Regions from separate parts of the Homo sapiens genome. Here region 2 is linked to region 1. Evidence: chromatin contacts called from ENCODE Hi-C or POLR2A ChIA-PET data. All regions are on one chromosome and are shown on one strand. The core of a region is the stretch at or near the end of the contact, and the rest is flanking DNA. Distances in the headings are between cores, read along the strand shown.

Region 1 (4,080 bases), core at 688-3,187:
CTATGATCATGCCACCACACTCCAGCCTAGGCAACAGACTGAGACCCCAACTCAAAAAAAATAAAAAACCTTCCTTTCTCACAGAAAACAAACTTCCGGATGGGTATTTTTTTTCTTGGGTGTTTTAAAACGATAAATTATTTAGAAGAGGGAAACAGGGTAAGCACACTTGCTGCTTGTGGGTGGAAGTTCTGCAGGAGAGGCTGGCAAGAGCTGATGCATGCAGGTTCACAGTGGTATCCGGGCTCCATGTTGGCGCCCATAGCTGTGCCTGCTGGCTTTTCTGCCCACTTCAGACAGAGGTCCCAAACCACTCCCACTCCCAACACGACTCTCACATCTGCTCACTACCAAATTCTCTCATTTCCAGGTGTCAGAAAAAAAGCAGCCATACCTGTCCTGGTCTCACTGTGCCAATGCATTTCATAACATCTCACCCAAAGTCTGCCTTCTCCACTTACATGCTGAAACTCGGGGCCAAGTGTCCATGAGCCACTCCCTGCTCTTCCTGTACCAGCCTAGCAGTCCTGGACAAGTCACTTTCTTCCCCAAGACCTTTTCTCCAATCTGTCCCACCAGGATCTTCTGAAGCATGAGGCAAAGCCGTGCTGACCTCCCTCTTCCTCAGACGTGCCCAGTCCAAGCTCATTCCTACACAAGAGCCCTCGTATCTACTGTTCCCTGTGCCTGGAAAGCTGGTCCCGATCCTGTGTCTGATCCTTTTCCTAGGTCTCGGCTCGGACAGGCATCTGGGACCCTCTTCAGGGGGGTTGTTTCAGCCCACCTGACTTACAGCATCCCCCTACCTGGGTCCCACTGTAACATATCATCTTGTTCTGTTTTCCTCACAGTACTTATCACTTCTCACTTCTTGAAATTATTTTTTTGTTTTCTTTCTTTTTTTTTCTTTTTTCTTTTTTCTTTTTTTTTTTTTTTTGAAACAGAGTCTCGCTCTGTCACCCATGCTGGAAGGCAGTAGTGTGATTACAGGTCACTGCAGCCTCCAACTCCTGGGCTCAAGTGATCCTCATGCCTCAGCCTCCAGCCTCCCAAGTAGCTGGGACCATAGGCACATGCCACCATACCTGGCTAATTTTTGTACTTTTTGTAGAGACAGGGTTTCCACATGTTACCCAAGCTGGTCTCGAATCCCTGAGCTCAAGCAATCAGCCTCCCAAAGTGCTGGGATTACAGGAATGAGCCTCTTTCCCTGGCCTCCCTTCATTTTTAATAAAAATTGTATGCACCAACTTAAGGTGTCTCCTGCCCTCTGGCTCTGCCCACATCTCAGTCCCTCCTTTCCTCTACGTCCCTGCCAGTCTTATCTCCTCTTGACCTTTCCGTCCCTCAGCAACTTCTACTATTTCCTTCTGCCCCAAATGCCTAGAACCACCACTCCCTCTCTGCCCAGCAAACTCCCTCTTCCCTCCTTTCAAAGTCCTCCAGCCTCACCTCTTCCCTGACGCCTGCCCTTGCTCAGAACACCTCCACGCAGGTGACAGATCACCCAGTCCAGGATCAGGCAGTCGCCTGCTCTCCTGAGCAGCCCATGTTCCTCCTCTGCTTTTCCCTGGCCGGCGGGGCCTACAGTCTGTCCATTTCACATGATCAGCCCCTGGGGGTCAGGAATTCTGCCTTGCACTGGCTTCATTATGAAGGTCATGCCCTGTATTCCTGCCTTGGCAACGGAAATGCTAGGTGAATGGTGGGTATGTGGATGAAACGCACAAGGCTCATGCCATTAAGGACACCTTCTGGCCGGGTCCCTTCTTCCCTCTCTCAGCCACCTCCTCCTGCTTGCTAAGCTTCCCCAAGAAGACAGACCCAGGCCCGCTCACCTGAGAGCCAGAAGAGGAGCAGGTAGAGTGTCAGCAGGGGCATCTTCTCTTCAGACAGGTCCCCGTTCCCCTCAGTGGAGCCTGGCAGCAGGAACAAACTACAGACTCCCAGCCTTCTGCTGGTACTCACTCTCGCCCTTGAACTTCCTCCTTCAGTCACTTCCCATGGGTGAAAGAGACTAAAAGAGGAAGGAGGTGGTTGGTTGGGCACCGTGGCTCAGGCCTGTAATCCTGGCACTTTGGGAGGCCAAGGCGGGCGGATCACGAGATCAGGAGTTCAAGATCAGCCTGGCCAACATAGTGAAACCCCGTCTCTACTAGAAATACAAAAATTAGCCAGGCGTGGTGGCGCACACCTGTAGTCCCAGCTACTCAGGAGGCTGAGACAGAAGAATCGCTTGAACCTAGTAGGCGGAGGTTGTAGTGAGCCGAGATCGTGCCACTTGCACTCCAGCCTGGGTGACAGAACAAGACTCTGTCTCAAACAAAAACAAAAAAAAAAAAAAAAAGAGGAAGGAGGTGGAAAGGGTGAAATTTCGAGGCAGTTGACAATGCAAGGGGTCACAGGAATCATCAGCTTCTGAGAAGTACCTCTCTGTACACAGCCACCGTGGGTTCTCTAAAAAGAGAACTTCGTGGCTCCTCTGTCATGTGGAAACCTGCAGACAGATCCACTGGGTCTGGCCAGCCCTTATCCAATCCTCCAAACCTGGTGGGTTGGCTGGGGGCAGGGGCACGCGGCTCCACCAGAGGGGTCCTGGAGAGCCACGGCTGATAGACACGATGTCCTAAACCTGGAGCTTCAGGTGTAGCCAGATGCTTGGGAGCCCAGAAGGCCAGAAGTTCAAGAGGATTGAGGGGCACTTGTGGCCAAAGTCAGAAAGCCAGAGGAGAGATTCCAGACCAAAGGTTGGAAGGCAGCTATGAGGAGATTGGGTATCCAACCCCAGACTACAAGGCCAGGTACGGTGGCTCACACCTGTAATCTCAGCACTTTAGGAGGCTGAGGCAGGAAGATCACTTGAGGCCAGGAGTTCAAGACCAGCCTGGGCAACATGGCAAGGCTTCATCTCCACAAAAAAAAAAAAAAAAAAAAAAAAAAAAAGTCAGGCATGGTGGCTCATGCCTGTAATCCCAACACTTTGGGAGGCCAAGGTAGGCAGATCACTCCAGGTCAGGAGTTAGAGACCGGCCTGGCCAAAATGGTGAAACCCCATCTCTACTAAAAAATACAAAAATTAGCTGGGCGTGGTAGCATTCACCTGTAATCCCAGTGACTCGGGAGGCCGAGGTAGGAGAATCACTTGAACCCAGGCGGCAGAGGTTGCAGTGAACCCAGATCGCACCACTGAACTCCAACCTAGGCAACAGAGCAAGACTCTGTCTCAAAAATAATAACAATAATAATAATAATTAGTTCTGCAGAGTCATGCATGCCTGTAGTCCAAGCAATCTGGGAAGCTAAGGCCTGAGGATTACCTGAGCCCAAGAGGTCGAAACTGCAGTGAGCTATGATTGAGCCACTGTTCACTGTACTCCAGCCTGGGCAACAGAGCAGACGCTGTCTCTTTAAACACACACACACACACACACACACACACACACACACACGCACGCACAGAGAGGTTCAGAGAGAAGGGAGATGCAAGCAGGGAACTACTGGCCCACTGACAAGAGGCGCTTTGTCCTGAGAACACGAAGGAAGCTCCTACTGCTGTACCCCAGCCCACCAGGTGAGATCCCAGGGATACCTACATCTGGAATCTTCCAGAAACCTGTCCATTGTACCAGGGGGTCTACCTGAGGAAACCAGTTCATTGCTCAGGACTATTATCCCCTCGCTCCACCCCTCACCTTATAACTATTTGTTGAAGGAAGGAAGGAAGAAAGGAAGGACCAGTTTTGCCCCTCACTCTCCTCCTTCTGACAATCATGTCCATCCCCCATCTCTCCTTTCCCATCAAGACCCCAGCAAGTCCCTAGGGTCGGGACTGGGGATATAAAAGGATTAGGAAGGGCCAGACTCAGTGGCTCACACTTGTAATCCCAGCATTTTGGGAGGCCAAGGCAGGTGGATCACCTGAGGTCAGGAGTTCGAGATCAGCCTGGCCAACATGGCAAAACCCCGTCTCTACTAAAAATACAAAACTTAGCCGGGTGTGGTGGTGGGTGCTTATAATCCCAGCTACTCAGGAGGCTGAAGCAGGAGAATAACTTGAACACAGGAGGTGGAGATTGCAGT
Region 2 (4,080 bases), core at 568-3,067, 58 kb after region 1:
GCAGAACTGCCGCTCTCAGTGGACAGGGCATCTGTTACCCTGAGACCTGTGGCAGACACGTCTTGTTTTCATTTGATTTTTGTTAAGAGTGCAGTATTGCAGAGTCTAGAGGAATTTTTGTTTCCTTGATTAACATGATTTTCCTGGTTGTTACATCCAGGGCATGGCAGTGGCCTCAGCCTTAAACTTTTGTTCCTACTCCCACCCTCAGCGAACTGGGCAGCACGGGGAGGGTTTGGCTACCCCTGCCCATCCCTGAGCCAGGTACCACCATTGTAAGGAAACACTTTCAGAAATTCAGCTGGTTCCTCCAAACCCTTCAGCCTCCGTGTGTTCCTTGGAAGTTTTGTCCTCTGGCCTTGGACCCCTTATAGGTAGAAATTGAGAAATGGTAAGCCAAGGTGGTCTTTGGCTGGGAGGGTGGGGTACACTGGAGGGAGGGCCATCAAGGGCTCCCTGTGACCCCAAGCCTGGGTAGCTTTAGCTAGAGGGCCTAGCTGCAGTCCTGTAGGAAGGAAGATGCATGCACCCAGCCGGGTATTCAGCTTGGTGTGGTCAGTGTGCCTGTGTGCTGGGCTGCAAGCACCGATTGTGGGCTGGGGACCCCTTGTCTAACGGGGATATTTACAAGGGGAAGTGGGAGCTCAGACCAACGTTCTCAGAGGACTCTGGGAGGTTCCTTTAATTCCAGAAGCGTGGAAAGTGTGTCCCAGGATGGAGCTGGGTTTGGAATGTGAGGACTTGGCTTTACTCTTTCTGCCTATAGCCAGTGGGGTGCAGAATTCCCAGGGGCAGGCTGGGCTGGTGCCAGATCCTCTATCTTATCTGGCCATTGTGACCTGATTGGAGGGCAAGTGTCCAGTGCCAGGGGAAAACAAACCGGTCCACTGAGCCCGGGGACATGCTGTGTGGCTAGCTGGGGTGGAAGGGACTGTTCAAGGGCAAGGTGCCCTGCCCCCAACAAAAGACCCAGGTCCCTGATACCTTTGGCACCTGAAGCCTGATCTGGAGGTCCAGGAAGGTGGCTTGCAAGAGCTAGGCTGCAGAGCCGGGAGGTTCCGGGCAGGTGCTCAGGAGGAAGGTGCCCCCAGGCTAGTCTCCACCCAACCCAAAGGGACACCTCTCAGAAAATAGGCTCCTGGGCTGAGGGGAATGAGTAAAGCAGGTAGATCTGGAATCAGGGAGTGGACAGTGTCCCCCAGGCCAGTCACTATCTGGCCATCTCCTGCTCCTTGTCAGAGGAACCATCCAAAACCCTTACCACAGCAGTGCCCTGCTCAGCTGACCTGCCCCCACCCCACCCTTGCTTCTACCCTTTGGCCCCTGACAGATTCCCCTCCACAGGGGTCGTGGAGGGCCCCTCCCTATCTCACCTGCTGGGTGGGGAAGCCCTGGGGGACCTTTGACTCTTCATTAACCTGAAGACTGGTGGAAGGAATGGGTGGCCCCAAGGGAACTCTCATTGCTGAGGTACACATGGTACGAAGGGAGCCACGGCAAGCAACGCGTTCGTTTTATAATGTTTGTTTTATACTGAGGCATGTTTTCGGTTCCAGTTGTTCACATGCAGTCTGCTGTGAGACTCCAAGATCAAGGGTGCTGGGAGGCCTTAGGCAAGTCACCTTACTTATCTAAGACTGTTTCCCCACCTGGAAGATGCCCTACAAGCCTCCTGTGGCTGTGTTTAGAAAGCATGCCCGGCCTTTCTTGACAGCCAGCCACCCCAGATGATGGCAGGGCAAGGAAGACTGTTAGGAGTCAGAGTGCTCCCCTCAGGTGGAAGGAAACTGGGCCAACTCTACTTTGTAAGCCATAGGGTGCCAGGTAGCCCGGCCACCCTGAGCCTGTGCCTCCACTGCCCCCGCGTGGCCAGTCAGGTGCAGCTGCTCCCAGAGATGGAGGGTGAGGAACAGACGTGGGAGCACCAGAGGGACAGAGCTGATGGCCTGACGCTCTCTTCAGGAGGGCACCCCCAAGGGGCCTCTGCTTCCTCAGTGCCCCCTGAGCTTTATCAGCAGAGGGGTGTTTTCCAGCCACAAGGAGCTGTATCTAACACTAATGCCTTTAAACTCAAGACTGGCTCCAGGAGAGAGGAGGACGGACACTAGGTTGAGGGGCCAGGCCACACTCACTCTGGACCACCTGTTGTTCCCGGGTCAAGTTCCCAGGGTCACACCAGCCTGCCTCTGCAGGACAAGAGGACCAAGCTGCCCTTGAGTGGACACTGTGAGGCTGGGGCTCGTGGTAGCTCTTCACATGGACCAAACGGGAAAATCAGGAAAGCTGGTAGTGCCTGGAGCTTCACTCCCAGCCAGGGCAGCACCTCTGGCCTCTAAGGAGAAAGGCCTGTCCACTCCCATCCATGTTCCAGGTCCCCCTGCACCTCCAGCTCCCACCTTCATCCCGACATCTCCCATGGATCCCTGCCCTCCATTCCAGCTTCCTAGAGTCTGGGTCTGGGTTTGGCCGGGAGGGGAGAAGGGAACTGGCCCTGGCCCTGGAGTCTGCTCAGCCACACCACTAGCTGGAGGGAGGCCACAGCAAGCCCCGCCAGAGTCTGAAGGGCCTCGAAAGGTGATTCCCAGCCTGGGCCAGGAGCACTCTCCCAGTGCAGGGCTCTGGTCTTTGAAGTGTATGGGCCCAACACCCTGCTCACACAGAGTGGCTGCCCACAAGGCCCAGCCATCAGCAGGGCTCTGCCGACCCATCTCTGTAAGGCTTCTCTTCCACGTGGCTGGTCTGCTCCAGAAGCCACTGATGCTCGGACTCACTCACTGTCAGTCTGAGGGTCACCTCCTGAAAAACACTGCTCGTAGCCACCTACGTGAGCCAGAGAGAACAAAGCCTGCTAAGTTACAGTATTACCACCACCAGGCCCACCACCCAGGTCTAAGCCCCACTCTGCCCCAGGACATCCTTACCTGCTCAAAGTGAAGTTTCTGGAACATCCGGATGCTTGGTTCATTTCCTTGCCCAATTTTAGCCTCAAACTTGGTCAGACCTAGCGTGGTCACTCCTCGCAGAGGAGATGAGACAGGGGCAAGTAAGGAGGCGCCTGCCCCCACCCTCCTGTCCCAAGCTGCAGAGGAGGAACCTTCACCTGCCCCCAACCCTCACACCTGAACAAAGTTCACCTGGGGCCTGCCCACTTCCCGCATTGTCTGCTCACACTTTCTTACCGTAAGACAGCATCGCGAGAACGGCCTCAGTGCCAAGGCCCTTACCCCTGCAGCTGGGCTCTAGGAGAGACAACAGGAGCGGCGCTGACGCCGTGTGCCAGGCTCCAGTGCGGGCACTTGGCAGACACCATCTCATTTAATTCTCAACAACTCTGAAGTTGCTACTATCATTACCATTCTGCAGACGAGGAAACAGGCACAAAGAAGTGTGAAAGGCCTCACAGCTTGCAACCCAGCAACCTGACTTCAAAGCTGACCTCTTTACCTCATGGAGTCAGTATGCTGCCTCATGGGGATAGTCAGTAGCCACTTGGGGGAAACTGAGGACCATGAAGGAGCAGAAACAGGAGGGCCTCCTCCTGTAATATGACAACATGCTCCAGAGACCTTTTTCTGAGGGTCCCCAGCCCACCCCAACTATGGGACTAACCATACTTGAATCTACCCCAAACCAAGGGTTAAGTTCACGCCTAAGCATAAGGACTAAAGTGATGAGGCTGAGGGTGTACCACCAGGCTGAGGGGGCTAGGTGGGCAGGCTGCCCAGCCAGGCCCTGGACTCACCACATGGAGCCTCCCAGTGAACCCTGTGAGTGCCCACCCTTTGCAGCCTCGGCAGGCTCAGTCAGCAGATCTGAGAGCCGGGAGTCAGCGGAAGGCAGGGCTAGGTGAAACAAACCTGCAATCATGACCTCGATCTCCCCCAAGGTGAGGTCTTCTAGATCTGTGAGGAAGAGGTTCACATCTCCCACCATGCAGCTCTCTTCGGTGGCGCCTGGCTGGGCCTGCCACTTCTCGGCATCCAGCACAATGAAGGTACACTCTGAGGAGGAGGTGACAGGGCTATCACACACACTCCCCAGAGGAGAGAAGAGAGGATGGTACTCCTACCCAAGCCAGAG

The links. Hi-C counts contacts between places; a loop is a spot of excess contacts on that map. ChIA-PET counts read pairs that join two places held with the same protein, here RNA polymerase II (POLR2A). Pooled maps may share reads with other maps.
Region 2: a pooled map shows a loop between it and region 1 (2.0-fold over the local background). The contact joins the enhancer-like site here to the promoter of CD300LF in region 1. A Hi-C loop is called at or near these places in 2 of 168 maps with a recorded cell type or tissue (heart left ventricle and testis) and 2 of 50 pooled maps. POLR2A ChIA-PET finds 5 or more read pairs at or near these places in 9 of 52 experiments (A673, Caco-2, GM10248 and 6 more).

Annotation. Positions count from the first base shown.
Region 1 is chr17:74,710,986-74,715,065 of GRCh38, forward strand. CD300LF (CD300 molecule like family member f) reads right to left here and starts at 1,938. Exons shown (of 7, transcript NM_139018.5): 1 at 1,839-1,938. The coding sequence starts at 1,881. It also overlaps a transcript of RAB37 not described here.
Region 2 is chr17:74,769,039-74,773,118 of GRCh38, forward strand. NAT9 (N-acetyltransferase 9) reads right to left here. Exons shown (of 7, transcript NM_015654.5): 4 at 3,858-4,001; 5 at 3,180-3,239; 6 at 2,922-3,016; 7 at 1,491-2,820. The coding sequence ends at 2,686. NHERF1 (NHERF family PDZ scaffold protein 1) reads left to right here. Exons shown (of 6, transcript NM_004252.5): 6 at 1-315. Among named protein-coding and RNA genes, the nearest start is that of NAT9, 5.3 kb to the right of the region's middle. RefSeq lists a silencer at 1,867-1,966. Within about 2 kb of position 1,818, at least 11 of the 41 ENCODE cell types and tissues checked have a DNase peak (open chromatin) inside an H3K27ac peak, as active enhancers do; they include HCT116, where a contact is called at or near this core.